2 separate regions of the Homo sapiens genome follow, and region 2 is linked to region 1. The links are chromatin loops, found by intact Hi-C in ENCODE. Cell type or tissue: heart left ventricle. All regions are shown on one strand. Links, peaks and the distances in the headings refer to the core of each region. The heading gives the core; the rest is flanking DNA. Region 1 has its middle 16 kb from the start of RTN4RL2. Region 2 overlaps PRG2 (proteoglycan 2, pro eosinophil major basic protein).

Region 1 (15,777 bases), core at 3,420-11,419:
TAACTGATGGTCCGGGTGCAGTTCAGGGGTGACTATTGGGAGAGCTCTGAACTGTGCCTTCTTTCTTCCCAAGTTTGCTCCCCATTCTGTATGGTCAGTCATTCTTGAATTCACCCTAAAACCAAATTTTTCAAGGATGGAGAACAGCCAACTTTAATCTTACTTCTCTGGGATTTGAAAAAGCAAATTCCTGTTCATAAAGGTACCCACAGTGTGGGACGTCATCAAACAGAGCTTCTTCCTAATAACGGCGGCGGTGTTGTAAGGTGTGTTAACAATCTCAGAACTTGAACCGCTCTTGGTTTTAAGATGCCAAGTAGCTTAATGGTTTCCTATCACTAGGAATTGGAGCATCTCTGTTTTCATAATACTTCCCCACATCCCAAACACCACTCACTTGCCCTCTCCTAGTGTGAACAGAACCCAGCCCAGGCCTGGAACTGCTGTCTCCATTTTGAGAGGCTGAATCTTGTAAGGACTGGGGGTCCTGACTCCCTAAGTGGAACAGTGTCCTCCCTGGGGGAAAACTTATGAAGATCATAAGAGTCCTAGACACAAACGGCCCAAGCTTCCACAAAATGCACATTATCCCCTTTCCTCTCATTTAAAACACAGATGTGGCCGAGCGCAGTGGCTCACACCTATAATACCAGCACTTTGGGAGGCCGAGGCTAGCAGATCACTTGAGGTCAGGATTTCAAGACAAGCCTGGCCAACACTGTGAAACCCTGTCTCTACTAAAATTGCAAAAATCAGCTGGGTGTGGTGGTGTACACCTGTAATCCCAGCTACTCGGGAGGCTGAGGCAGGAGAATCACTTGAACCCAGGAGGCGGAGATTGCAGTGAACTGAGACCGCGCCACTGCACTCCAGCCTGGGCGACAGAGCAAGACTCTGCCAAAAAAAAAAAAAATTAAATTCAAAATAAAATAAAAGAAAACACAGATGTGCCTATGGAGGAAAGGGCACTAATATGAACTCAAGACCCTGCTGGCTCCTCCCTATACCCCTCCCGGAGCCTCAGTTTCCATTCTTCATAGCTGAACATGGGCTGTGGGATGCTGATTCCTGTTGGAAAGAAAGGGAAGGGACAGAATAATCACTCCTATTTACACGGCTCTCTAGAGTTTGCAAAGCAAAGCACTTCCACATCCCCTCCCTGAGCCCCCCCCAACTCCATTGCCACCCCCACGCTCCAGCCCCCGCAAGCCTGAAGTCATGTAGGAAGCGTCCTTTAGGCTGGGCTTGGCCTTGCTTTTCGTTTGGTTTCGGAGTCCCCGGTGAGAAGCAGATACCTCCAAGGAGTAACTAGTCAGGTATCATCCCACACCTGGTAAGTATTTGGGATCAGGGGAAGTGATACCTAAGAGGCAGCACAGAGAAATTAAGTGATTAGGCACACGCCTAGCGCCAGAGCAGGTGAGTGGCGCAGGGATGGGGAGTGATACCCAGACTCCATGTTGCAGTCAGAGGCCCAAGGCTTTTGGAAGAGCAGACCCAGGTTAATTATGTGCAATCTCATAGTGCCATTAGTTGACAAGTCAGAGACAGAGCCTTTCTTTCTTCTACCAAAGCCAGGCAGCTAGGGCAGCCAGAACACCTGGGCTGCAGCAAGAAGGAAGCCTTCCTGTATGCTCCACCCTCAACCGTGGAGCAGCTGGACAGGCCTCCCTACACTGCAGCTTGGGCTGGTTGTGGCTGGACTTGTCTAACCCTCTAACTTGTGCACCTCAAAGTCAGGGCTCCTCAATATTTTCTCTACCCCTGACAGGGTCCACCATTAAGCCATATTAAGGGACAAAGGAGAGACCTGAAGTCAAATCTGAAAATTTCAGATAAAGCAAGCCACCCAACAAAGAGGTCCAAAGTACATGATGGGATTGGAGAAATGCTGACAAGCGAAACTCGGAGAAGCCAAGCTGGCAGATTGATCTGGAAAGGTCAACAGGAACGAACGGCTATAATGAGGCTCAGTCTGTACATCACCAAGCCAATGGATTGGGTCCAGCGAGGATGCAAGATGTATTGAGTGTGGTGTGCCTCTTCTGCACACACCTGCGGCTCCCTGGGATTCGGGATGGGGAGGGACTGAGAGCTGTGACAAACCAGGTCAGGCCACAGACTCTGGATTTAGGACAATCAAAAAGTACACATACCTGGGGGAAGTGTCCAGGGAGGCTGGAAACTGACCCTGAGGCAAGACTGGAGGTGTCTAGGCCCACTGCTGCGGGCACTGGCTTGACAGTGCTTTTGAGAAAAACACAAAGTCTACACTGTTTGTCGTTTGTTTTTGTTTTTGTTTTGAGAGGTAGTCTGGCTCTGTTGCCAAGAGGCCAGAGTGCAGTGGCCCAATTTCAGCTCGCTGCAACCTCCGCCTCCTGGGTTCATGTGATTCTCCTGCCTCAGCCTCCCGAATAGCTGGGATTACAGGCATGCACCACCACGCCTGGCTAATTTTTGTATTTTGTAGAGACGAGGTTTCACCATGTTGGCCAGGCTAGTCTCAAACTCATGACCTCAAGTGATCCGCCACCTTGGCCTCCCAAAGTGCTGGGATTACAGGCGTGAGCCACCACACTCGTCCCACACTGTTTTTTGTCCTGGCCCTGACTCACTTGTCCTGATTTCTCAAGAGAGGGACTTTCAGAAAATGAAAAAAAAGAGAACTTTACTAAAGATCTTCAGTATTGGTCAGAAGAGAACCCATCCTCTCTCAGCAAGGATGGGAGACGGCGAAGAGATACGCTTCATGGGAGAGGGACAGCAGAGCATCAGCAGGAAGGGGAGCGACAATGTCCCCAAGACCACAGACACCTGTCAGGTGTGTTTGGGAGGGCCTGGCCCCCACCAAGTCTACAGAGTTGAGGCTTGCTGGTCGAAGTCATGATCTTTGTCCAAGCCTTGGATGGTCACCCTTTCTCCATAAACCTCCGTCCCACACTGAAACACTCCCTGTGTGTCTTTGAACAAGTCCTTCCTCCTCTGAGCCCCATCTCAACCAAAAAAGAGAAATGAACTTGCACTGAGCTCCCTCCCAGGGCTCCATGAACATCTCATGAGATTCGAACCCCTAGCTCTGGGCTATCACAGCCCCATCCTTTATGCATTCCATCGTCATCGTAGGATGTAAGCCCGAGAGCCCTGGCACTAAATGAGAGCTACTCACTGAGAACAGCTTGGTGCTGAGACCCTGGGGCATGCAGAGGGCCAGGAAGTGGCCAAGGCAGGGCAGAGCCACTTGTTTTCCCTGAGATGGTCTGCCTGGGCCCTAGCATTTCCATGACTGTCGTATCAATGCTGAGATCCCAGAGGTCCTGGGAGGAGCCATTGTTCTCCCTTTACTAAAGTGACCTGAAACCTTGGACAGGCTGCCAGTGCTCCCTGGCCTTTTAATTTTTTTTTAATTGTTATTATTATTATTTTTTTTTTGAGATGGAGTCTCGCTGTCTCCCAGGCTGGAGTGCAGTGGTGCGATCTCAGCTCACTGCACCCTCTGCCCCCCGGGTTCAAGACATTCTCATGCCTCAGCCTCCCGAGTAGCTGGAATTACAGATGTGAGCCACCATGCCCAGTTAATTTTTGTATCGGGTTTCACCATATTGGCCAGGCTGGTCTCAAACTCCCAATCACAGGTGATCCACCCACCTCAGCCTCCAAAAGTGCTGGGATTACAGGAGTGAGCCACCGCACACAGCCTATTCATTCAGTTTTGAGACAGGATCTCGCTTTGTCTCCTAGGTTGGAGTACAGTGGCACAATCATGGCGCACTGCAGCGTCCACCTCCTAGGCTCAAGCAATCCTTACCCCAGCCTCTTGAGTAGCTGAGACTGCAGATGCATACCACCACACCCAGCTAATTTTTAAAAGCTTTTTACAGGGATGGAGTCTTGCTATGTTGCTCAGGCTGGTCTCAAACTCCTGAGCTCTACCGATTTTCCCCCATCAGCCTCTCAAAGCCCTGGGATTACAAGTGTGAGCCACCACACCCAGCCTTCCTCAGCCTTTCTGCTCCTCACTGCCCTGTAGCAGAGTCCACTGGGTCCTCAGTGCCCAGCTGAGCTTGTGCAGGAAGCCCCAGCTCTGGGTCTTACTGCCTCACCCCTAACCAACTCCTACCATACTTCAGGGCATGGCTCAAATGTCACTTCCCAAAGGACATTGTTCCTGATCACCAGACTGGCACAAGTACTCTCCCGTGGCCCATACTTCTTCATCATAGAATTTATCCCTGCTTATAATTACATGTTTGTGTTTGGCTTACTTGATTTCTGAGCTTTCCCCCCATCATGCACGTACATAAACACACACATACACATAGACACTGTTAAAACAAATGAAAACCGAGGTCAGGCCTGCAGATCCCTTAAGCAAACAAAACTAGTCAGGCTTCATAAGTGACCTAAACCTTGCTTAACTTGAAAACATAAGTGGCCTGGGCCTATCTTCCACTTCCACACTAGAAGGTTTTCAGGCTCACACCTGTAATCCCAGCCCTTTGGGAGGCCAAAGCAGGAGAATTGATTGAGCCCAGGAGTTTGAGACAAACCTGAGCAACATAGAAAGACCCCCCCTCTACAAAAAATAAAAGATAAAAAATAATTAGCTGAGCATGGTGGCTCACACCTGTAGTCTCAGTTACTGGGAAGGCTGAGGCAGGAGGGTCCCTTGAGCCCAGGAGTTGGAGGCTGCAGTGAGCTATGGTTGTGCCATTGCACTCCAGCCTTGATGACAGAGTGAGAATCTGTCTCTTAAAAAAAAAAAAATTAAACAACCAAAAAAACGTAATGGCTGGGCATGGTGGCTCATGCCTGTAATCCCAGCATGTTGGGAGGCCAAGGCGGGCAGATCACCTGAGGTCAGGAGTTCGAGACCAGCCTAGCCAACATGGCAAAACCCCATCTCTTAATAAAAATACAAAAAAATTAGCCAGGCGTGGTGGTGCGTGCCTGTAGTCCTAACTACTCAGGAGGCTAAGGCCGGAGAATCGATTGAACCGGGGAGGTAGATGTCGCAGTGTGCCGAGATTGCGCCACTGCACTCCAGCCTGGGTGACAAAGCAAGACCCTGTATCAAAAGAAAAAAAAATTTGAGCTATTTCTTGTAAATGTTTATACATGTGTTGCTTAACAACAGGAATGCACTCAGAGAAATGTGTCATTAGGTGATTTTATCTTTATGCAAACATGATAGAGTGTACAAACTAGACAGTATAGACGACTACACACGTAGGCAACATGGTATAGCCTAGGCTACAAACCCATACATAGTACTGTACTGATTACTGTAGGCAGTTGTAACACAATGGTAAGCATTTGTGTAGCTAATCATAGAAAAGGTGCAGTAAAAATATAGTATAAAATATTAAAAAATGGTTCACCTATATAGGGCACTTATCATGCATGCAGCTTGCAGGACTGGCAGTTGCTCTGGGTGAGTGAGTGAGTGAGTAGTAAGTGAATGTGAAGGTCTAGGACATTGCTGTACACTACTGGAGGCTTTATAAACACTGTATACTGGCTGGGCATGGTGGCTCATGCCTGCAATCCCAGCACTTTGGGAGGCCGAGGTGGGTGGATCACCTGAGGTCAGGAATTCTAGACCAGCCTGGCCAACATGGTTCTCTTTAGTTGAGAACCCTGTCTCTACTAAAAATACAAAAATTAGCCGAGTGTGGTGGTGCATGCCTGTAATCCCAGCTACTCAGGAGGCTGAGGCAGGAGAATCTCTTGAACCTGGGAGGTGGAGGTTGCATTTAGCCCAGATTGCACCATTGCACTCCAGCCTGGGTCAAAGAGCAAAATTCCATTTCAAAAAAAAAATGCAAAGAAACTAGCCATGCATGGTGGCGGGTGCCTATAATCCCAGCTACTTGGGAGGCTGAGGCAGGAGAATCGCTTGAACCCAGGAGACAGAGCTTGCCGTGAGCCAAGATCATGCCATTGCACTCCAGCCTGGGCAACAAGAGTGAAACTCCATTTCAAAAAAATAAAAAATAAATAAAATAAAAACAATGTACACTTAGACTACACTAAGTTTATACAAAGATATTTTTCTTTGTTCGATAAAAAAATTAACCCTAGCTTACTTAGCTTTTTTACTTTATAAACTTTTAAATTTTTAAAAACTTTTGACTGTTTTGTAATAACACTTGGCTTGAAATACAAACATTGAACAGCTACACAAAAATATTTTCTTTCTTTATATCCTTATTCTTTAAGATTTTTTTTTCTTTTGAGACAGGGTTTCACTCTGTCACCCAAGCTGGAGTGCAGTGGCACAATCACTGCTCACTGCAGCCTCAACCACCTGGGGTCAAGTGATCCTCCCACCTCAGCCCCTCGATTAGCTGGAACTATAGCCGCATGCCACCACACCCGGCTAATTTTTGTATTTTTTGTAGAGATGGGGTTTCACCATGTTGCCCAGGCTGGTCTTGAACTCCTGAGCTCAAGCAATCCACCCACCTTGGCCTCCCCGAATGGTGGGATTACAGGTGTGAGCCATTGTTCCTGGGCAGCTTTTTTCTATTTAAAAATTTTTGTATTTTATTTTAACTTTTTAAACTTTCTTGTTAAAAGCAAAGACACAAACACACACATTAGCCTAGGCCTACACTGGGTCCTATCATCAATATCACTGTCTTCCACTTCCACACTAGAAGGTTTTCAGGGACAATAATATGCACGGAGCTGTCATCTCCTATGATAACAATGTCTTCTGGAATATCTGTTGAAGGACCTGCCCGAGGCTGTTTGACAGTTAGCTTTTTTTTATAAGTATAAGGCGTACACTCTAAAATAATTATAAATAGGCCATGCGTGGTGGCTCACGCCTGTAATCCCAGCACTTTGGGAAGCCGAGGCGGGGTGATCACTTGAGGTCAGTAGTTCAAGACCAGCCTGGCCAACATGGTGAAACCCCATCTCTACTAAAAATACAAAACATATTAGCAGGGTGTCATGGTGCACACCTGTAATCCCAGCTACTCAGGAGACTGAGGCAGGAGAATCACTTGAACCCAGGAAGCGGAGGTTGCGGTGAGCCAAGATCGCGCCACTGCACTCCAGCCTGGGTGACAGAATGAGACTCTGTCTCAAAAATAAAATAAAGATAAATAATATAGTAAATATATAAACCAGTAATATAGTTATGTATTATCATTATCAGATATTATGTACTATATATAACTGTATGTGCTATTCTTTTATATCACTGGCAGTGCAGTAGGTGTGTTTACACCAGCATTGCCACAAACATATAACTAATGCATTGCGCTACAACATCAGGACCACTACACCATAGACAATAGGAATGTTTCAGCTCCATTATAATCTTATGGGACTACCACTGTATATGTGGTCTGTCCTTGACCAAAATGTCATTATGGGGCACTTAACTGTATTAAAGGAAAACAAAACTTAAGCTTAACCAATCAGAAACAGCCAACAAACTTAAAATTATAGAACTAGGAACTTTCAAATGGAATAGACCAAATAAGGCAACTGTATAACTGTAACCAATCAAATAACGTTTCGAGCCAGGGTCTCACTCTGTTGACCAGGCTGGAGTGCAGTGGCAAAATCACAGCTCACTGCAGCCTTGACCTTCTGCAAGTCAAGTGATCCTCCCACCTTGGCCTCCCAAAGTTTTATTAGTTGTGAGTCATTGTGCCCAGCCCAAATAATTTCTTTATCATGCTTCCACATTTCCGTCGTAAATACTGGTCTCTGACGCTTTGTCATCTGAGCGGTCTCACCACTGCTCTATCCTGTCCTTATGCATCACCCCATACCAGCTCCCTTACTCTCATAACTGCCTTATGAACTATGTGTTATCCCCGTTCTAGAAATAAGGAAATAAAGTCCTAGAGAGGTGAAAGAACTTGGGCTCAGTGAAGCCATTGAAATACGTCATGACTGAAAAACTACCTCTGAAACTACCCCAATTCGTGGATTGCTTAAAAAAGAAAACTTAAACTCTATAAAATTTTATTGTGCCTCAGATTTTTCTCTAACAACATGCACACTCCCTCATAACAATATGAGGGCAGGGACCTTTAGTCACTTATTCAGCAACTGTGGGTGGAGTGACTGTTGTATGCCAGGGACTAAGCCAGGGGCTGCAGACACCACACTAAATAAAAAGGCAAAAATTTCTATTCTCATGGAGTTTACATTCTAGTAGAGGAAGACAGACAATACACAGTAAGCCTAGTAAATAAATAACTTATGTAGTATGTTAGGAGGTCTTGAGTGCTATGGGGAAGAAAAAGTAGAGCTGAGTGGGCCAGGTGGAGGAGTAGAGTATGGAGGTCAGGGAGGCCTCATTGAAAAGGGAAACTGGCTGGGCGCCGTGGCTCACGCCTGTAATCCCAGCACTGTGGGAGGCCGAAGCGGGCGGATCACAAGGTCAGGAGTTCAAGACCAGCCTGGCCAATATGGTGAAACCCAGTCTCTACTAAAAACACAAAAATTAGCCGGGCATGGTGGCAGGCGCCTGTAGTCCCAGCTACTCGGGAGGCTGAGGCAGGAGAATCGCTTGAACCCAGGAGGCAGAGGTTGCAGTGAGCTGAGATCGCACCACTGCACTCCAGCCTGGGTAACAGAGTGAGACTCTGTCTCAAAAAAAAAAAAAGAAAGAAAGAAAGAAAAGAAAAAAAACGAAAGAGAAAAGAAAAGGGGAATTATGAGCAAAACCTTTAAGAAACCAAGGACTTGGCAGAGATCTGCCTGGTCCCTGCTAGATCTCCAGCCCCTGGCCCCGTGCTCAGCACCCAGTAGTTGTTTCATAAATTATTAAACAGATGAGCCAGGAGCAGTGGCTCATGCCTACAATCCCAGCATTTTGGGAGGCAAAGGCAGGCATATTGCTTGAGTTCAGGAATTCCAGACTAGCATGGGCATCATGACGAAACCCCATCTCTACAAAAAATGCAAAAATTAACTGAGCGTGGTGGCATGCACCTTTAGTTCTAGCTACTTGGGAGGCTGAGGTAGGAGGATCACTTGAGCATGGGAGGGTCACTTGAGCCTGGGAGGTTGAGGCTGCCATGAGCCATGATCAAACCACTGCACTCCAGTCTGGGTGACAGAGTGAGACTGTCTTAAAATAAAATTTAAAAAAAATCAAAAACCAGATGAATAGGTAGATAAATGGATGGACAGTCTTTCTTTTTCTACATTTGATGTCCAACCAAGACACTGTGACCTGGACCTAGGGATATGGGATAGACATTGTGTTTTGTATCTCCCAAAATGTCTCTTTCCTACTTCCCACTGTTCAGAATAATGTAGCTTGGAGTTTGATCTCATCTGCAGAGCTGCCCTGATGAGCCCAAGACAATCATGACAGTATCACACTCCTTGCCCAAGACTGGCTCAGGAACCCTGACTTAAGACAATCAGTGTATATTACCTTCCTGGTGACAGTCATTGGCTTCAGGTGGGTGGACCTAAGCAATCCCAGACAGAAAGGAAACTCTTTCATTCCATGACTGGGGAAGGGCCACTTTCTACTTCTGAAGATGAACAGGGAGGCAGGCAGCGTCTGCTGGCCCAGCAGCCAACTTGTAATCAAGACAAGAACAATCTGGCTTAGGATGAAGCTGGCCCTGCAGACAGAGGTGCCGAGACAGAAAGAACCTGGGTCTTTGATGACATCGTTAAGCCCTGGATCAACCAACCTTGGAGTCCCCTACCTCTGGGCTTGCTGCTGCCTGAGATGGATAATATAATAGATCTTCTTACTGTTTAAGCCAGTTAGAGCTGGGTTTTCTTTCTTTTTTTTTTTTTCGTTTGAGATGGAGTCTCGCTCTGTTGCCCAGGCTGGAGTGCAGTGGTGCGATCTCGGCTCACTGCAAACTCCACCTCCCGGTTTCAAGTGATTCTCGTGCCTCAGCCTCCTGAGTAGCTCAGATTACAGGCACACACCACCACGCCCAGCTAATTTTGTATTTTTAGTAGAGGTGGGGTTTCACCACGTTGGTCAGGCTGGTCTTGAACTCCTGACCTCGTGATCCACCTGCCTCAGCCTCCCAAAGTGCTGGGATTATAGGCATGACCCACCGCGCCCGGCCAGGGCTGGGTTTTCTATAACTTGCACTCTCCAAATATTGTAACTGATGAGGGACATTCCTTCCACTCCCACTGTGTGCTGATTTGATAAGTGTCACCCTCGCAGGTCAACTTTTCGCTTTTTGAGTGGTCTCACCATTGCTCTATCCTGTCCTTATGCACCACCCGGTACCAGCTCCCTTAATCTCACAACCACCTTAGAAAATATGTGTTATCCCTCTTCTAGAAACAAGGAAATAAAGTCCTAGAGAGGCGAGGGAACTTGGGCTCAGTGAAGCCACTGAAATATATCTTGACTGAAAAACTATCTCTGAAACCATCACCAACTACTGGTCAGAGAAAGGAGAAGATAACATCTTCTACTGAAAAAAGAAAAAGAGAGGGAGTACCTAGGTCCCAAAGGTGTGTGGAAGCGGCATTCAGACCTTGACATCTTAAGCTCTCCCACCTGGGTCCACTGATGCTGAGCCTGGATGTATTAGGCTGTTCTTGCATCGCTGTAGAGAAATACCTGAGACTGGGTAATTTATCAAGAAAATAAGCCTCCTGGCTGGGCACGGTGTCTCACGCCTGTAATCCCAGTACTTTGGGAGGCTGAGGTGGGTGGATCACCTGAGGTTGGGAGTTCTAGACCAGCCTGGCCAACATGGCGAAACCCTGTCTCTACTAAAAATACAAAAATTAGCCAGGTGTGGTGCGGGCGCCTGTAATCCCAGCTACTCGGGAGGCTGAGGCAGGAGAAATGCTTGAACCTGGGAGGCAGAGGTTGCAGTAAGCCGAGATTGTACCACTGCACTCCAGCCTGGGCAACAGAGCCAGACTCCATCTCAAAAAAAAAAAGAAGAAAGAGAGAGAGACAGAGAGAGAGTCAGAGAGAGAAGAAGAAGAAAAAGAAGGAGGAGGAGGAGAAGAAAGAAGAAAGAAAAAAGAAAGAAAGAAGGAAAAGAAAAGACAAGAAGGAAGGGAAAGAGAGAAAGAGAAAGGAAGAAACAAAGAGAAAGAAAGGAAGAAAAGAAAGGAAGGAAGGGAAAGAAAGAAAGAGAAAAGAAAGAAAGAAGGAAAAGAAAAGAAGGAAGGGAAAGAGAGAGAGAAAGAGAAAGAAAGAAGAAAAAGAAGGAAGGGAAAGAGAGAAAGAGAGAAAGAAAGAAAGAGAAAGAAAGAGAAAAAGAAAGAGAAAGAAAGAAGGAAAGAAAGAAAGAAAGAAAGAAAGAAAGAAAGAAAGAAAGAAAGAAAGAAAGAAGGAAAGAAAGAAAGAAAGAAAAAGCAAGCAAGCAAGCAAGCAAGCCTCCTACCCATTAACGGAGTGCCTAGCGGGGCTGATGTGGTCATGTCGGTGAGAGGCAACACTGGGAGAAGTTAGAATTCTCCATGATCTCTGTTACTCATATTCCCAAACCTCTCAAATTAGCCTGAGGCTCATGGTTCTGCAGGCTATACAGAAAGCATGGCGCCAGCATCTGCTCAGCTTCTGGGAGGCCTCAGGAAGTTTTACTCATGGCAGAAGGTGAAGCAGGAGTAGGCGTGTCACATGGCCAGAGCCGAAGCAGAAGAGCAAAAGAGAGTTGGTGGACAGAGGTGCCACACACCCTTTTTTTTTTTTTTTTTTGAGACGGAGTTTGGCTCTTGTTGCCCAAGCTGGAGTGCAGTGGTGCGATATCTCAGCTCACTGCAACCTCCGCCTCCCGGGTTCAAGCGATTCTTCTGCCTCCACCTCCCAAGTAGCTGGGATTTCAGGCATGCGCCACCACGTCCGGCTAATTTTTGTATTTTTGGTAGAGACAGGGTTTTGCCATGTTGGCCAAGCTGGTCTCAAACTCCCGACCTCAGGTGATCCACCCGCCTCGGCCTCCCAAAGTGCTGGGATTACAGGCATGAGCCACCATGCCAGGCCCCACACACCTTTTAAACAACCAGATTTCATCCATCGGGAAGTGCCTGTGGGGCTGGTGTGGACATGTGGGTGAAGGTGGCACTGGGAGAAGTTAGGATTCTCCATGACCTCTGTTACTCATATTCCCACACTCCTCAAATTAGCCTGAGTCTCGAGGACAGTCTGATGGCTGGGCAAACCCTGCGGCAAACCATTCCCCAGCCCTGCCCTCTCAACCAGAGTCCTTCCGATACATGATTCTGGGCAGCTGTTGTTACCCGTGTCCTCCATGTTCTTCCAGAGATATCCATGCATGCATTGGCATATGTGTATAATTATTATATCTATATTTCATCCCACAAGCTTTTGACATCAATAGTAGCATATTATTAAATTGTTCTGTACATTATTTTATTAACTTGGTATCTCTGGTACTGCTCAATATAAGAACATATAGACCTGGCCAGGCACAGTGGCTCACATCTGTAATCCCAGCATTTTGGGAGGCTGAGATGGGTGGATCACTTGAGGTCAGGAGTTCGAAACCAGCCTGGCCATCATGGTGAAACCCCCATTTCTACTAAAAATACAAAAATTAGCCAGGTGTGGTGGCAGGCGCCTGTAATCCCAGCTACTTGGGAGGCTGAGGCAGGAGAATTGCTTGAACCTGGGAGGCAGATGTTGCAGTAAGCCGAGATCACGCCACTGCACTCCAGGGTAGGCAACAAAGCGAGACTCTGTCTCAATAAAAAAAAAAAAGGAATGTATAGACCTTCTTTATTCTTTTTGATGGCTGTAGGTGGATGTTCTAAAATTTGTGTAACCAATCTCCTATTGATAATATTTAAGTTATGTCTTCAGCATCATATGAAACTTACAAACAAGGTTGCATTGACTATCCATCTGTAAATGTCTTTTTGAACATTTCTAGAATAATTGCAGGATAAACTCCTAAAATGAGAATTTCTGGGTCAAAGAGGATATGCATTTTACATTTAATAGATATTTGTCAAATTGTCTTCCAAAGTGGTCGTACCAATTAACACCCCGACCTGTAATGAATGAGAGTGCCTTTTTTCCCCACACCCTGGAGAGATGAAAAATTTATGGGCCCACTTTGGAGTGCATGGTGGAGGAAGCTGTTGGCCGTTATATAACCCTCGTCATTAATAAGCCTGGGGGTGGGGGGGGAGAAAGAGAGGTTAGTTAGTGGGTGCAAACATACAATTAGATAGAAGTAATAAGTTCTAATGTTCGATAGCAGAGGAGGGTGACTATAGTTAACAACAATGTATTGTATATTTCAAAATAGCTAGAATGGAGGACTTAAAATATTCCAACACATAGAAATAATAAATGCTTGTCTGCGGCCATGCCACCCTGAATGTGCCAGATCTTGTTTGTTCTTGGAAGCTAAGCAGGGTTGAACCTGGTTAGTATTTGGATGGGAGAAATGATAAATGCTTGAGGTGATAGATATCCTAAATACCCTGTCGAACATTATACATTCTATATATGTAACAAAATATCACACGTATCCCATAAATATGTACAAATATAATGTATCAGTAAAGAGAGGGCTGGGCACGGTGGCTCACATCTGTAATCCCAGCAATTTGGCAGGCCAGGGTGGGAGGATAGCTTGAGGCCAGGAGTTCAAGATCAGCCTGGGCAACATAGCGAGACTCTGTCTCCACAAAAAATAAAAATAAAAACGAATTAGCCAGGCGTGGTGATGCATGCTTATAGTCCCAGCTACTTGGGAGGCTGATGCAGGAGGATTGCTTGAGCCCAGGAGTTTGAGGCTGCAGTGAGCCTACGACTGCACCACTGCACTCTCCAGCCTAGGCAACAGAGGAAGACCATGTTTCTAAAAGAAATAAATTAAATAAAATAAATAAAAATAAAAAGACTGAAAAGCAGAGTGGTAAGAGAAAGGACTTTGGGGCTCAACAGTACTAGCCTTGAACCCTGGCTGTTACTTACCCATCGTGTGATAAGCAAATGCCTTAACCCCTGTGTGCCTCACTTTCTTAACATATAAAATAGAAGTAAAAATCATACCCACTTCAAGGGTCATTATAAAAAGCCAATAGAGATAATGTATATAAAGCTTCTGGAATAATGCCTGGCACACAGTAGGAGTTTAATAACTGGAAATTCATTGTTGTAGTGGGCAGCCTTCTGAATCTGTGTCCTCTTTGTCCACTAATGGCTTTGATCTGGATTTGGCTCAGGCAAGACCTGGGGAAGGGCAGAGACTGAGGGCAACTGGAGGTATAGGGTGGTCTGAGCTTCCCCAGCAGAGTGAGGCTGGGAAAGGTCTGGGAGACAGACCAGGCAGGTGCTGATAAGACCGGAATGGGAGGCTGGAGCATAAGGCAGTTCAGTTTTTCCCAAAGGGGGGTGTACAAAACGATCTCGTATGACTCCTTTATACTGTTAATGTTTTCATTTTATCGCGCACTGAAAAACAAAACCAACATATTTAATGAATGATTCCAAGGGGATTCTTGCTTTTACAAAAAATGCTAAAGTAGGCATTCACATGTTTAAAAATTGAGTTGATTTAAATTTTAAAATTACTAAGTCATAGTACATAATGTGTGAGCCACAGCTATCCCCAAAATCATGATAGCGATACATTAATGACTGAAGTTCTTTAAACATCAACATACAATGCCAATTCCAGAATTCAGCTCAAATTCTGCAATTACACAGGCTGGGGTTGAAACCCAGCTTTTTTGCTAACTGTGTAAAATTAGGCAGGAGGGCTAACCTCGCTGAATCTCAGATGTCTAGTCTGTAAATTGAAGATAATGTTTGTTTTTATCTCACAGAGTTGTTGTGAAGATTCAATAAAATCACAACATGTGAGGATGATCTGGCTGTGACACCTGTCACCCCACTGATCTCCAGAGTTGATTCGGCTGATCAGGCTGGCTGGGCAGGTGTCCCCTTTCTCCCTCACCACTCCGCATGCATTCCTCCCGAAACTGCACACTTGGTCAAAGAGGAAGACCTTTCCTGATAGAGGAGGACCATTCTTCAGTCAAGGGTATATGAGCACCTGTTCTGTCCTGCCAGAATCTCCGAAGGAGCTCTCAGTAAAATCACAAGATTTTATTGTGCATGGTAGCATGAGCCTGTAATCCCAGCTACTCAGGAGGCCGAGCTAGGAGGACTGCTTGAGCCCAGGAGTTTGAGACCAGCCTGCGCAACATAGTGAGACCCTGTCTCAAAAAAAAGAAAGAAAGAAAGAAAAGAATAATAATAGTAATAAATCACCTGTGCAACGTGCTCACTTCTCTCTTTGGAATGTAGTAAGTGTACCTAATAAATGTGATCATTGTAATCATCACAGTGAGCACAGGCTAAAGCATCTTGACTTTATTCTATAAGCAATAAAAGAGGATTTGTTTTTACAGAACTCATTATGTTGTGAAAATAATTTTCCAACATTAACAAAGAACATTCTTCAAGTAAAAGGAAAACCACCCATCATTCTCCCAACCTTCAATAATTTTCAATTTTGCATATTCTCCAGACTTTGTCAACATGAATACTTACTTTACATGGTCGCAATCAGTGTTCATGCAAATTCTTTTATCCTGACTTTTATAAACAAATATGATGTTATAAACCGGTCTCCATGTTTCTGCATATTCTTTATAATTATCATTTTGTGGCTGCATAATATTGCATTGACTATGTTAACTGCAGTTTTCTTAACCATTTCACTGTCTGGGGAAATGGAGGATAATGCCAGGGTCATGCCTGGAGCTTTTTTTTGTCTATTGCATTATATTCTTAAGATCAAATCCCAGCAGTGA
Region 2 (15,676 bases), core at 7,677-15,676, 58 kb before region 1:
TTTTCATGTAGAGACAGTCCCTGGGGCCCAGCATGGGTAAAGTCCCTGGCAATGACAGCACCCATTCTCCTGCTGCCAGAGGCCTGCCCATGTTGAAGGGCCTCATCTCTCTGCTTTCTCCATCACCCACTTTCCCCAGGGCTCTCTGATCCTGTCCCCTCAACTTTAGCACCCTTAGAAACACAGCACATCTGGGAAAAGTTCTTTTCGCTCCTGAAACCACATCCCATCAGATGCTGGTACAGATATACACAAACACACAAACATAGTCCTGTATGCAGTTATGCTCAGACACACACTGAGACATATACCCACCCACATACATACCAGTCAAAGACACAGAGGAAGACACATATGCATACACAGAGAGATTTGGGAACATAAGGCTGCAAAGCTATGGAGACATATGCATTCACAGGTGTACGCAGACAGACATATCCATAAATACACAGAGATATATAAACATATGCATACTCAACATGCAAATTCATACTGACTCACAGATTTATGCACATTTACATATACAAATTCACACATATACAGGTATACACATGTACACAAACACTGACACATGTACACACCAAGATATATACGCACACATGTACATGTGCACACACAGAAATACTTTTGTATTCTCCCTGGGCCCCATGTGGAAACACACTCCCAAGAAGTCTGTCTCTCCCCACTGCCTCCACCCCCTACAATCCAGGGCTCTCTACCGTCTTGATACCCAGTCTCAGTTCTGAGTTTCCTACTTCATCAACTCTACATCCTTCCTGGAGCCCAGTACCTCATCTGTGACAAAGTTAATAGCAACAACAATAATGTCTCTCAATGTCCCCAGGGTCTGAGAAAGTGGGGGACGGAGAGACACAGAGGCCTGGGGCTGCAGAACTGGGAATGGGAACTACCAGACACCCTGGCTTTGTGCCCAGGGCCCTGCTGGGGAGAAGTCGCTCCCTCCTAAGGATGTGGCCCCTCTACAGAGGTAGGCCAGGAGGAAGGAAGGGGAGGACCACCACCCTCCTGGGAATGGATGGGGAACATGCCTCAGAGGAGGCTGGGGACTCACAGAGGTGGCTGGAAATAAAATTGGGGGCCATTACCAGAAGCCAGAAAGGCATAGGGCCAGAGGAGCAGTCTGCCCCAAGACAAGACTGCTTTCTCCCCACTTCCTCGTGTTGTCCCCTAGGTGGGACCTCAGTGTTCCACACCAACTCTTAAAACAGCTCCATCACCTTTATTTTGGAAAGCCACCCCACCCTGCACCGCATACTGAATCCAAACAAAGCAAGAGGACCAGCAAAGCACCCCACACCAACTGAGCTCCCATCCCCCACTCCCCCAGTCCTTACCCATACTCCCAACCCCTCCCTCCATCACACCCAACCCTACTCCCATCCCCACCACCATCTCCACCACTTCTACTCCCACCCCCCACTCCCCAATCCTTACCCATACTCCCAACCCCTCACCTCTATCACACCCATCCCTACTCCCATCCCCCATCTCCCACCCCTAACCCTAATCCCAACCCCTCACCTGCACCACACCCATCCCTACTTCCATCCCCCCATCTCCCACCCCCACCCCTACTCCTAACCCCTCACGTCCCCACTCCCACCCCTACTCCCATCCCCCCACCTCCCACCCCTACCCCTACTTCCAACCCCTCACCTGCACCACACCATCCCTAAACCCATCCCCCCACCCCTACTCCCATCCCCCCACCTCCCACTCCCACCCCTACTCCCAAACCATCTCCACCACCTCTACTCCCACCACCCACACCCCTGTCCCCATCCTCCCAACCCTACCCCACGCCCGGGGAGGCCTTCCGGCCGCCCCAGGTCCCGCTCTGCCGCCCAGCGCCGCCGCCAGCCCCCACCGGGCCGCCCTACTCGGCCATGGCTCACTTTCCCGAGAGTGAATGCTTCCAGGATTTTTCCGAACTGGAGTAATCCCCAAAGTGAGCAATAAAGAAACGAGAGTCAGGAAATGCTGTGGGAAGTCTGGATTTATGAGCAGGAGAGGTTGGGGGACGGGAGGGAGCTGCTGGCAGGGTCTCCGTGCCGCTGGCTTAGAAGGAGCAGACGAAGGGCAGTTGCTTGTCGCATTGAGCTCGTCGCCAATAACCTCCTAGCAGCACAGAGCACAGTGAAGTCCACCGCCCTGCGGGGTCTGGCCTGGGCTTCACCTCTTTCCCTCCTCAGGGGCCCCCTATGTCCCCATCTATGGCCATCGTCATCTGCCAGCTGTGTGCTTGCCCCACATCCCTACTGGCTCACATTTGCTGAGCTCTTACTGCTAGCTAGGCTGTGTGCTAACTGCATTAGATGGACTTAGGTGGACTATTGCATTTAATCCTTACCATGACTCCAAGAGGTGGGTGCTGTCATCATCCCCATTTCACAGATGAGGAAACGGGGGCTTAGTAGAGATAAACAACGTGCCTGTATCTCAGTTGGCAAGTGGCAGCACTGGGATGTGAACTGCAGCAGTCTTGCTCTAGCACATATGGTCTCAGCCACTATACTAAACTCACATCTGGCACCCATGCTGCTGCCCATGTCTGCTGTTGGAGGTGGGCATCTTGTCTCTCAGCCATCCCTAATTCCCCCATCCTTCCTTTTCTCTCATCCACGCCTTATATCCACTTCCGCTACTCTCATTGGTCATACCTGTTGTTCGAATTTATTGCCCTCATATCAAAGGAGGCAAAGAATTTTCCCACACACACACCATCCAGCCCACCCCCCTGTCTCCAGAACTCCTATCACCTGGTTTTGCTTTGAGGATTCCCTATGTCTCAGCCCTCCTTACACACAGGACTTTTGTTCTTCAGTCAGCGGGAGGGTCTGAGTTTGGGGAGGTGTGTTCAGGCAGCTCAAAGGGGTAGTATTAAGAATCCACTTTACTATCCCTTCTCCCTGCCCTGGTGCCCTTCCCCCTCACCTTTGGTGCATAGGGCCACACAGGAGCCTTGCCCATTCCCAGGTTGCCCTGGGGACCAGTAAGCAAAATTCCAGTGGCTCCCATCAGTCCAGCAAAACCGCTTCCACAGGAACTAGAGAAGTGACAGGCTAGGTCAGAGGGCAGAAGTTCAGATCCAGGACCTCATGGAATACCCCCTGTTGACTTCTCTCACTGCCTACCTGGCCAGGAGCCAGACACCCTAGAGAGCCATTCCTAAGAGTTTCCAGGCAATGACAGGAAGAGCAACCATCTCTCTCAGCCATCACACAGAGCAGGCTTCTCAAACTTTACTGTGCGTACGTTATCTCCTGGGGATCTTGTTAAAATGGAGGTTCTGATTCAAGAGGTCTGTGGTGGGGTCCAAGATTCTGCAGTTCTAACAAGCTCCCAGGGGATGGTGGTACTGCTGATCTATGGACCATACTGCTGATCTATGGACCGTACCAAATATAATGCCACTTATTCACCCACAATTCCAGAACCACCCTGAGAGAAGAAGGTCCCCATTTCAGGGATTGAAAAAAAACAGAGGCTCCAAGAAACCTATTTAACTAGCTTTCTAAGTGACTAAGCTGGGCCTGGACTCTGTCTCATGACTCCAGTGGTATGCTGGTAAATGTTTATACCAGCTCTTGGGGTGGGTGGGAGGATGGGGAGTAGAAAGGAGCCCTGATGTGTAGCAATTGCCTATTTCCTTTGTGTAAATACTCCCACCATGGCTGATGTCAAGCTGCAAGCATGTAGTCACTGAGCATGGAGTTGGTAAGAGATGTGCACCATCAGTTCTCCTGAGCCAGTACAAGCCATCTCCAGCACATCATTGCCTGCCACATTAAGGAAACCTTAGCTGCTGGCCTGAGGCTTGGCACCATCAGATGCTACTTTAACACATTCAGAAAGAACTTACTGCACCCAAGATTTGGCCCCTGACTTACCCAGCCCCTGAGGTTGCCTCCAATCCAGACCTGGGCTTGGTTGACTGTGCTAGTGCAGCACTGAATGCGATAGTTGAAGTTGAAGTCATGGATAGAGACAAGGTTGCCTCCGTAGCATCTGCTGCAGACATTCTGCAGACGGAAACAAAGTAGAGAATTCCCTCTCATTTATTTCAAGTTTCTGAGTCTCCAGGCAAGAGCCCGGCATCCCTTTTCAGGTTAAAAATAAACCTACTTGCCTCCCTTAATCCTATCTTTTGCTTCTTAATTAGCTGTCAGGACAATCCTACAGGAAATGATAATACTCATAATAATTATAACCACCGCTTATTGAGAGTTTATTACAGCCCAGTGACTATTCCAAACACTTTTCATGTATTATCTCATTTAATGCTCACCACAACTCTAAGAAGTTGGTGCTATATATCTTCGTTTTACAAATGAAGGTGCTAAAGCTTTGAAAGGCAAAGCAACTTGCCCAGGTAACACAGCTAATAAAAGGCAGAACCAGAATTTAACACAGGCGTTTCTAACACCAAAGCCTTTTGTTTAAATCGGTGGTTCTCCCCAGACCAACAATATCATCATCACCTGGGGATTTGTTGTAAATGCAAATTCTCAGGCTTCACCTCAGCCCTCCTAAATCAGAAGTCGTGCAGGTGAGGCCCAGAAAGCTGTGTTTTAACAACAACTCCAGGTGATTCTGATGCATGCGAGGCTTTGAGAACCACTAGCCTAAATGAATAGGGAACAGAAGACTGAATGTACTCTCTTTTCCCCCAGGTCCTCCGCAGTAGCCTCCCTACTACTTACCTGAGCTTCTGCAAAAGTTTTAGGAGTCCGCACCAATAGGTAGCGGCAGATCTTGCACCTTGGACTTCCCTGCACTTCAACAATGTCTTCTTCCCTGGGGCACTGGAAGTCCTTGTCTAAGGCAGCTGGGTCCGACTCCATGGCTTCCTCATCCTCAAAGTTGTCTTGACAGGCAGAAGCCTTGACCTCCTCTCCCTCTGCCTGAATCACCTCCTCCGTCAGAGCCAAGTCTCTCTCCTGCTCCTTTGAACTATCCAGATCCTGGCCTAGGTCTGCCTGTGTCTCTAGGCTCTCCAGATGGGGGGCATCATTCTCTGGGAAGAAGAGGTAACCTGCCATCAGGTCAAGAGCTTCCTAGTTCCAGCACCGTGGACAGCTCCAGCAACGTCGCTCGAGCTTTCCTAGGAATTCCACCTGAAGACAAGACTGGAGGATTTCCTTGGTGTTAGGTAAGGAGAGATCTCTCGGGTCACACCCACAAATGGACAAGAACCTGACTTCTGGCCGACACCACGAGTGTGTGTTTTGAAGGTGGGAGAAAGCACGTGTGAGAAGCCTGGGGCAGTCACCAGCCCTTCATCTTAACAGGTGGGTGGTTTTTCCTTCTGAAAGTTCAGGTTACAGTTTGCCGGGTGCGGTGGCTCACGCCTGTAATCCCAGCACTTTGGGAGGCCGGGGCGGGCGAATCACAAGGTTAGGAGTTTGAGACCAGCCTGGCAAATATGGTGAAACCCCATCTCTACTAAAAATACAAAGATTAGCCAGGCGTGGTGGCATGTGCCTGTAGTCCCAGCTACTCAGGAGGCTGAGGCAGAAGAATTGCTTGAACCCGGGAGGCGGAGTTTGTGGTGAGCCGAGATCGCGCCACTGCACTCCAGCCTGGGCAACAGAGCGAGACTCCGTCTCAAAACAAAACAAAAAACAAACAAAAAAAAAAACAAAAACAACAACAACAAAAAAAAATCAAACAAAAAAGAGAAAGTTCCAGGTTACAGTTCTGAGTCCAAGTGATATCTTACCGGAGATGAGCTGTATCAGCTAAAGAGGGAAGGCTGTGGTCCTGGCCTCATGAGTGCAAATAAAAGCGGGGGGAGGGGAGTGTAGGAAAAAGGAAAAAAGGGAAAGACGCATGAGGAGGGAAGGGAGAGACTTACCCAGATGAAGAGCAGAAACTGTTCCCAGCAGGAGAAAGGGCAGGAGCAAGAGGCATTGCATATCTACTGTCTTTTAGCGAGGACACTACTCCACCGTCCTTCTTGGGGCTGTCTTTGTGTGTCTAGTATAGCCCCTGGCACATAGTATAGAGGGAATATTTGTTTAATTGTTTGATTAAAGAGCAAACAAGATTGCTTTCTCCTCTTGCCATGAACAGACCCTGAGCTGGAGAGTCTAGAAAAGGAATGGTGGGAGGGATAACTCAGGTACCAAATTTCATTTGTCTTCCAGTCTCCGTTGCTGCTCTCCAGTATCACCCTTAGCCCAGACTCCTGCCCCTGCGGGGACAGGTCTGCTTAGCTATGATGTTCCTAAGGACAGGCCTCCTACGTGTTTGCCCTATGAGGTGCTGCTTCTTCCCAGGGCCTACACTGGTCCTGCCTGGGCAGCCAGAAAAGAACTCACCTTCCAAGAGTCTGAGACCTCCACTCTCAGTGCCTCTGGCTTCAGGGGCCAGAAGCAGCCTTTATACTGGGTTTTTGGGGAAGTGGGAAGAGGCCAGAATGATTGCTCCAGGACAGAGTGGGGGACAAAGGAGCTGATAATGAAGTTTGCTCAGTCTTCTCAACCCTGTGCCCTGCTCTCTGCTGGGACTGCAGGGACCTGCCTCCTGGGGCCTACTGCCTTGTTTGGGTACCCCACACCCTGGTTTGCTTCAGAAGGCCCTAGATGTTATGTCCATTGTCCAGGCATAATTATTATTTATGCCCCCTAAAATGCCCCAGTCTGAACAACACGCCTTAACTCCAGGAGTAGCCTCCTGCTGGTGGAATCCCAGAGAGTGAAGTGGAGATCCCAGGGAGCTGGTGGGAGACAATGGGGGGAAGAAACAAGAGGGGAAAGGGAGGTTCAGTGCTCCCAAGCTCTCACCCATCCTAGGGGCATAGTGTGCAACACACCCCTCACCCTCATCTCCGCATCATCTCCACCAGGTACCACCCCTACTTCACAGAGGCAAAATGTGAGATTCAGAGAAAGAGAGAAGGCAACTTGCCAAGGTTCCATGGGAAGTGGAAGAACTGGAATTTCTAAGTCTTTTTGACTCCAAAACCTTCTCTCTTTCTTTCCTCTCTCTCTTTTTTCTCTCCCTTCCTCTTTCTCATCTTTTTTTTTTTTCTTTTTGAGACGGAGTCTTGCTCTGTCGCCCAGGCTGGAGTGCAATGGCAAGATTTTGGCTCACTGCAAGCTCCACCTCCCGGGTTCAAGCGCTTCTCCTGCCTCAGCCTCCCAAGTAGCTGGCTAATTTTTTGTATTTTTAGTAGAGATGGGGTTTCACTATGCTGGCCAGGCTGGTCTTGAACTCCTGACCTCGTGATCCACCCACTTCGGCCTCCCAAAATGCTGGGATTACAGGCATGAGCCACTGTGCCTGTCCTCATCTTTTTTTTTTTTAAGAGACAAAATCTTGCTCTGTCACCCAGGCTGGAGTGCAGTGCTGCGATGATAGTTCACTGTAACCCTGAATTCCTGGGCTCAAGTAATCCTCCTGCCACAGCCTCCTGAGTCACAGGGATTACAGGCACAAGCTTTCTCATCTTTAATGTGTGAAAAATCTACATCCTTTCTTCTGTGCTGTGGATCTAGATCAAGGTTCCTCAACTTTGTGCTATTAATATGTGAGGTCAAATAACTCTTTATTGTGGAGGGGCTGTCCTGGGCGTTGTAGAAAGTTTAATGGTCCCTCTGGTCTCTACTCACCAGATGTCAGTAGCCCCTCTCCCCACCCCCGCAGATGATCAAAAATGTCTCCACATGTTTCCAAATGTCCTCTGGGGAGAAAAATGGCCCCAGTTGAGGATCTCTGATCTAGGATATGCCACCTTGCCCAACCTCAAGGCATAGCTTCAGGGCTGGCAAACAGGCAGCATGAAAAGCTCCATACAGAGTCTCTCCAGCACTCTGTAGATCATCCTCTCCAACCAACACTCCCCTCCTCACCTCCCATCTCCCACCAGTCTTCTGTCACCCCAGGGTCTGGACTAGAATCAGGCAGGGGAGGCTCTCAACTCAGACACACTAAGAAATTAAGGGGACACTAAGAAATTTACTATTCAAGATAAATAACATTTTAATGCAACATTTCTTAAAAATTGAAATTAATGCAAAACAAAACATCAAAATTTTAACTGACCAAGCTCTAGACAAAATTTGCTGCACTTTAAAGAGAGGCCAGCATGTCTCAAGCCTTGAATTTGCCAGATGTCTCTGCCAAGAGCTAGTGGACTTGTCAGGGTGAACTCAGAGGCATCCTTGTGGGATGCTTCTCAGAACTATGCCTGGCACATGAGTGGAGGGTGACCCTTGTCAATTAAAATGTGCAGATTGGTAGGACCGGGCACGGTGGCTCATGCCTGTAATTCCAGCACTTTGGGAGGCATGTGCGGGTGGATCACCTGAGGTCAGGTATTTGAGACCAGCCTGCCCAACACAGTGAAACCCTGTCTCTACTAAAAATACAAAAATTAGCCGGGCGTGGTGGTGGGCACCTGTAATCCCAGCTACTCAGGAGACTGAGGTGGAAGAATAACTTGAACCCGGGAGGCAGATGCTGCTGTGAGCAGAGATCACGCCACGGCACTCCAGCCTGGGCGACGGAGCGAGACTCTGTCTCAAAAAAAAAAAAAAAAAAAAGTACAGATTTATTCCCCATATTCCACCCCAGCCCTCCATGGCTCAGGGAGCAGGGACAGGCAGCCCAGAGGGTGAGAAGACCTAAATTCCTTCCTCTTCTCTGCTCTTCCAAAAGACCCACAAATGGAGAAGTAACTGAGAGGCCATTTCTGAGTCTGATTGCAGAGTAACGGCCTTGATCACTATCTCCGTAGCCCAACGGACCAAACCCTCCACTTATCTACTTGACTGTAGGAGGACTGGCCAGGTCCAGGACCTAAAAACCTGGTCACTGGATTTCAAGCTTGAGACCTCCCTAGTGGTGGAGGGTGGAGGCATAGACCCCCATTTGCCATTATTCTTCCTCATTCATTGGCCCAAGCCAGGGGTACCATTTCACTTCGTGGCTGGGATGACCAATAAGGTTGGCTACTCTCAGGAACCAATACTACCATGAGCCTCACACTCATTCATTGTTTCTTTTTCTTTTCTTTTTTCTTTTTTTTTTTTTTTTTTTTTGAGACAGAATCTTGCTCCGTCACCTAGGCTGGAGTGCAATGGCATGATCTCGGCTCACTACAACCTCCGCCTCCCAGGTTCAAGCAATTCTCCGGCCTCAGCCTCCCGAGTAGCTGGGATTAGAGGCACCTGCAATCATGCCCAGATAATTTTTTTATTTTTGTAGAGACGGGGTTTCACTATATTGGCCAGGCTGGTCTTGAACTCCTGACCTCAGGTGATCTACCCACCTTGGCCTCCCAAAGTGCTGGGACTACAGGTGGGAGCCACCATGCCCGGCCTTGTTGTTTCATTTTACAGATGGAGAAATGACATCTCAGAGACTTTAAACAAGTTGCCCAAGGTCACAAGCAAGTAGAGACAGGCCTGAACCATAGGCTCCCAGCTCCTTATCCACCGGATAGCTGTGTTTCTCTAGCCTCCTCTCATCAACCTCCCTCCTGAACAGACCATTCCCTCTTTCAAGTCGATCCTGTTTTCACTGTATATAAACCCTGGGCAAAGATATTCCAATGACCTCAGTGACCTTTTCTGTCTGATTTAAAACAAGAAAAAACATTTTTGAAGGTCTTCCATGGACCAGACACTATGCTTCATTAAGGTTTTTACATCTGTTACTTAACAACAGCTTAATCCTTAAAAGTCATCCTACAAATTGGGTATTGCCATCTCTAGTCTATATAGGTACTACAAAAGCTCAGAGAAGTCAAATGACTTATCCAAGTTTGCACAACTAGTAACAAATGATACATCAGATCCTAGTCTGTCTGACTCCCAAATCTTTGCTTTCTTTGACACACCCAGATGTGTTACCCCCAGATGATCTAGCCAATGATGAAAACATTGCTTTCAGCATCCATGGAACCCCAAGCCTCTGGCTTAATGTTTGCATTTGTGTTCACAGGGGTTTCAAACTCCGCCTCTTGTTCCAAGATTCAGTCCATCCCCTCATTATGCAGACGGTAGGCCTTGCCATCTTGAGAGGCAGTGTAGGGTGATGTATAATGAAATCACAAGTTCCAGGGTCAGCCCCTCTCTGCCTCAGCTTTCTCATCTGTAAACTAAGGCTAATGACAAGACTTACCTCTAATGAGATCAGCTTAAGCAAAGCTCTCAGAACTATGCCTGGCACATGAGTTGAGTGAGGGTGGCCCTTGTCTATGAAAAAGCAATGAGTGCACTGTTGATTGAGCCCCTACTCTGTGCTCTGCACAGTGTAAGGAACTCCAAGGATTCAATGATAAAGAACCATAGATAAACAGTTTCACAGAGCTTAGTTAGTATCTTACTGGAGAGGAAAATTCACACACAAACCCATATTTTGGAATATTAGCCCAGTCCCCTTATTTCATGATTTTTACTTTTTAAGAAAAAGAAAAAATCTCTTTCTTTCTTTTGAGACGGAGTTTCGCTCTTGTTGCCCAGGCTGGAGTGCAATGGCACGATCTCGGCTCACTGCAACCTTCGCCTCCCAGGTTCAAGCGATTCTCCAGCCTCAACCTCCTGAGTAGCTGGGATTACAGGCATGTGCCACCACACCCGGCTAATTTTTTTGTATTTTTAGTAGAGACGGGGTTTCTCCATGTTGGTCAGGCAGGTCTCAAACTCCCGACCTCAGGTGATCCGCCTGTCTCGGCCTCCCAAAGTGCTGGGATTACAGACATGAGCCACCGTGCCCGGCCAAGAAAAATTTTTCAATGGATGTACAATGTGCTCCTATAAAGCACACTATAGAGTGGACTGCTCAGGGAAACTTCACAGTGAATGCACCAATGTAAACATGCCTAGGTCGAGATACAGGATGGGACTAGGAGCCCTGCAGCTTCCTTCGTGCCCCTTCTTGATATTACTCCCCCAAAGAAGATCTCTGTGGACTGGAAGTCAAACTTCTGTCAAAGTACACACCCACAGCGGCAGAGATTTATGAGGAACAAGACAAAGTTCACCTAACATTTAGCACAGTACCTGACACCTAGTAAATGCTTAATAAATGGGAAATATTATTACCCTTTGTTGTTAATATTGAAATAAGGGAAGCAATGCCTTTCCACACCAGAATATAAAGTCCAAGAGGGCAAGGAGTGAAAGTTCCACCTCAGCTGCATCCTCACAGCACTCACCACAGGGATGAACCCATAGTCCACCATCTTTGAAATCAACAGATTCTTGTGGAACAATAGTTGAAATGAACCTGAGTTTGATTTCTCTCTCTTTCTCAACTTACTATGTGACCTTAGAGAAGTAGCATCCCTTCTCTATACCACACTCCAAAAAAATAGAGTTCTTGTTTCACCCCTCTCTGAGCCCCTAATCCCATATGAAGATCTATGAATTGGAGGAATGCTGGAGAAAAAAATGGCTTTAGAACATTGAATTATTTTCTTCTGCTGACCTCCCTAGTACAGAAGGGGTTGAGAATGCCTTCCTCCCTCCCCTCTGATTAAAGCTCCCTCACCTCCAGCTGGGCTGGTGTCCTGTGTCCCAAGATGAACCCAAGAGTGAGACAGTCTGGCTTTCCTCCCCCCGTGCTTCATCCCCGTGTGACCATAAGGGGAGAGTAGCCAGCTGTAAAAGCACAAGGGTTAAAGTAACATGCTTTGGAGCAGAGTTGAATTTCAATATGAGTTGCATTTAGAGGTTCAGTCTTGGGCAAGTCTTTTGACAGATCCTAACTTCTCTGAGCCTGGTTCTGTAAAATAGGGCTCATAATTATTGATCACATGAGGTCATCTAGGCAAGGTGCCTGCCACAGCAGGGGGTATGTTGTGGGTGCTCAATAAGCGATAACAACTAGTAGATGTTTTTGTGCCTATGTTACAAATAACCATATATCCCAAGTGCCAGAGGACTATGTCTTGTATTCCCAGGCCTCATTCAGAGTCTGACGCATGGCAAGCTGTCTTATATCAGGTTTCCCCAGAAGGAGATCCTGAGAGAGGGAGTTGCGTACAAGTGTTTATTTGGGAGTTGCAGAGAGTAGGAAGGAGCAGAGAATGCAGTTGAGGAAGGGAAGGCAGCCCATAAAAATGCATGGAATAAGGCCAACTACCACAGCAGGCCACTGGGAAATGGTGCCCAATACATGTTAGATTTATTCCACTTGAGGGGCCGGGGATTGCGGTACTTATACATTCATTCCTGAATGTTGTGGACTGTTCCCAGGGACATGTTAACTTCCTTACATATAAAACCAACCACAGTTCTGGGGTTGGAGAGAGAGAGAGAAAAGGCCTTTGGTTACAGAGATGCAAACTGGGCCATTGGGAGTCTACCTACAACCTTGAAAGGTCCTGGCAGCACTATGCAGGTGCCCAGTAATCAGGTGTTCTATGAAGAGAACTAGCTGAGCCCATTCCTCCATCTCCAAAAGGCTCCATAGACCCAACTCCACCCTCCATCCTCCTCCTCAAGGAGTAGTAGCTTCTGACACTTCTATGAAAGTTGTGGTGTGGGGAGAGATGATAAGGAAGAAGTTTCAATGAGGGCTAAGCAGAGTGGATCCGCGATCAGAGGAGAAAATAAATCCATTTCAGTAAAACCCATTTTATTGCAGGGAGGTGGAGGGAGGGATGGCAAGCAGAGGAGGGGAGGCAGCTGCCCAGGAGAGGGCAGCTCTGAACTGCTGGCTGGGACCAGCTCAGTAGGAACAGATGAAAGGAAGTCTTCTGAGGCAGTGGGCTCGACGCCAGTGGCCTCCTGTGAAGGCAGAACAGAAAGGGACTTTCAGCCTCTTGTCCATCCCAACTCAACCCACAGGAGGGCCTCTTTTCCCACCCACACACTGCTGTGGAGTCAGAGTATATAAAAGACCCAGGAAGCCTCTCCCACAAAGGGTCAGGCTCTTTGTAGCATCTCCTCCTTGGGGCACTTCCCATCTCCCAGACCTTTCCATCGTTCATCCCCAGCCCCACCTCACCTCGGGTACACAGGGCCACGCAGTGACCACCGCGGGACCAGGGCTGGTGAGCAGCCCAGTATGCAAAGTTCCAGCGGCTGCCGTCAACCCACTGAAAGCGTCTGCAGCGACCCTGGAGAAAGCAAGAGGGGAAGAAGGGATGGGGCAGAGGGAAGGCAGAGAAGCAGACCTGGCCCCGTATCTGCCAGCTCTTTCTGCTGCCCACCGGGCAATGGGCCCTTCCCTGCTGGACCATGATGGGAACTGTCCTAGTCATCTGAAATGCTGATCCACGGCAATTATCACCATCAGATTCTATGCATCCCAGTGACAGGCTTGTCCTTCCAGCCCTAACAAAAGGTAGAACAAGGGTTGCCAACTCATCCTAGAGATGAGGAAACAAACTCATGGTCTTGTTTTAATTTTTTTTTTATTTTATTTATTTATTTATTTATTTTTGAGGCGGAGTTTCGCTCTTGTTGCCCAGGCTGGAGTGCAATGGCTCCATCTCGGCTCACCGCAACCTCTGTCTCCCAGGTTCCAGTGACTCTCCTGCCTCAGCCTCCCAAGTAGCTAGGATTACAGACATGCACCACCATGCCCAGCTAACTTAAGTTACATAGATAGTGAGAGATGGAAAGGAACTTGGACCCAAACCTCCTGATTCTAAATCCTTAGCTCTTCCCTGAATGCCCAGGCAGCCCCCTCAGTGTTGTCTGTGGGTGTCCATCTATCCCTGGTTCTTCTGGAGATTATACAGGAGAAAAACAGACAAATCTGATGCAAGCTGAGTGCTGGCTGAGATCAGCAGGTGCACCCCATTTAGTGTTCACACTTCTCTTACCGAGCCTGTGATCCTGCCTCCAATCCAGACTTGACCCTGGTTGAGCGCGCTGACAGAACACTGGATTCGATAATTAATATTGAAGTTGTGGATGGAAACCAGGTTGCCCCTGTAGCACCTCCGGCAAGTAAACTACAGGGCAGGATAAAAGACAAAGAATGGAGCATCCTTCCTACATGAATTCACATGGGTCTTGAGTCCCCACAATTCATTCCCTCCCTCCCCTGCCACAACCATTTGAAGGTTGGAGACCAAAATGCAACTTCTGTTTGTAGGTGGCCCTCCCCTCTTACCCCAACACCTCTCTGAGGCTCAGGTTCTACTGACACCCCCAGGGCCCTCAATGGGAAAAAGAGCCAGTGATAGCAATGCTGGGGGCATATCCCACACCCGTTCCATGCTCCCACCTCAGCCTCAGCCATAGGCCACTCACCCAAGCTTGACTAAACGTCTGAAGACTTCTCACCAGGAGGTAGCGGCAGGTCTGGCACCCAGGGATGCCCACCACTTTTACTGTGTCCTCTTCCTCAGGACACGTAAGGTTTTTGTCCACCATATCTGGCACTGAGATAGACTCAACAGCCCCATCTTTCTTGGAGGCATCTTCACTTCCAGAGCCCCACTCCTCCTCTTCCTCCAGCTCCCTGCAAGGGGTCTCCTCCATCTCCTGCTCTGGTGTCTCCTCATCCTCAGGCAGCGTCTTAGCACCCAAAGGGGTCTCAAAGGTGGAAGTCTCAGACCCTGGCAGGGAGGATAGCTAAGTGTCCTTCCTTCACATCTCCCCTTGTTCCTCCCCAGAACCACAGACAGCTCACACCTTGCCCTGGGCATCAGAGTGCTCAACTCTGCCTGGGAAGGGGAACCTGGAACCCAGTCTCTATGAGGGGAACCCAAGCTGCCTGACAAGGTCAAGGTGGTTAAGAGCATGGACTTAGAGTCGGGCAGTCATGGGCTTGGGTACTGGTTCCATCATCCACCAGCTGTATTTCTGTGAAATGGGTATACAATACCACCTACTTCATGGCGATGCTAAGAGAGTTAAAGGAGAGAAGGCACTCAGTAAGCTCAAAGTAAGCATAATGGAGAAAGGACAAAATTGGGAATGTCACAGTAGAACCAAGACCACAGACATAACAGACGCCTTGAGAAATCCTTTCAACTCCTGGCCATAGAGTCCCCATCCCTTTAAGCACACAGAAATTCAGAAATAGAAGACGATCAAAGAAGGGGGTGGGTGTGTAACTCTGACCCCATCTACCATAGAAAGGGAAAAAACAGAGAAAGAAAGACTGAAGGCAAAAAACACTTACTTAGATGAAGAGCAGAAACTGCCCCAAATAGAAGAGCCAGAAGTAAGGGGAGTTTCATCTTGGCTTTATCCTGCAACGGAGAACACAGTTTGTCATTGACACACACAGACACACATGCACACACATCACAATCACACCATTAGGGGACCGTGGGAGTGAGGTGGAGAAAAAGAAGGCCTGAATAGAAATCAGGATGGGCCAGAAAAGCTCATGCCAAGCCCAGCTCCTGATGCTCCAGGATCCAGGACGCAAGGACCTCTTTCTAAACAGAACGCAGCAAACCCTGAGGGGTGGCTGAGGCTGGCTTTCCTTCAGGCCCGGAAGTAAAGAAGGGACTATTACGCTTATTTGTTTGTACTTAATGGGTCCCTCAGAGTCTATGACATAAAAAAGGCGGGAGAAGCAATGATTATTGGCTTTCCTAGGAACACATAGGACTTAGAAGGTATGTCCCCTCCTCAGAGTTCAAGAAGCCACCCACACCCTCCTCCATGTCTCCACCATCTCCTTTCCCCAGCCAAGGAGCACTTTCACATCCCGCAGAAGGAATGTGCAAGGC

Evidence for each region. Hi-C counts contacts between places; a loop is a spot of excess contacts. Peaks named below come from ENCODE experiments on the same cell type or tissue, not always from the same donor. Only the 100,000 strongest peaks of a DNase experiment are listed, where the experiment ranks them.
Region 2: it touches region 1 in a loop (4-fold over the local background); 3 of 110 quality-filtered maps call a loop at or near these places.

Annotation. Positions count from the first base shown.
Region 1 is chr11:57,436,877-57,452,653 of GRCh38, forward strand. It overlaps the pseudogene RNA5SP341 and the pseudogene RN7SKP259. Among named protein-coding and RNA genes, the nearest start is that of RTN4RL2, 16 kb to the right of the region's middle. In heart left ventricle, for the core only: no CTCF peak of the experiment used is centred there; no DNase peak of the experiment used is centred there; H3K27me3 peaks cover 429 bases.
Region 2 is chr11:57,374,770-57,390,445 of GRCh38, forward strand. PRG2 (proteoglycan 2, pro eosinophil major basic protein) reads right to left here. Exons shown (of 6, transcript NM_002728.6): 2 at 15,118-15,187; 3 at 14,241-14,548; 4 at 13,808-13,939; 5 at 12,985-13,096; 6 at 12,011-12,764. The coding sequence starts at 15,175. The coding sequence ends at 12,706. It overlaps PRG3 (proteoglycan 3, pro eosinophil major basic protein 2), which reads right to left and starts at 6,381. Exons shown (of 6, transcript NM_006093.4): 1 at 6,345-6,381; 2 at 5,879-6,012; 3 at 4,725-5,038; 4 at 3,912-4,043; 5 at 2,956-3,067; 6 at 2,000-2,139. The coding sequence starts at 5,939. The coding sequence ends at 2,081. RefSeq lists an enhancer at 4,570-5,769. In heart left ventricle, for the core only: a CTCF peak has its summit at 12,668 (motif pointing right); a DNase peak (open chromatin) is centred at 12,732; H3K27ac peaks cover 577 bases; H3K27me3 peaks cover 572 bases.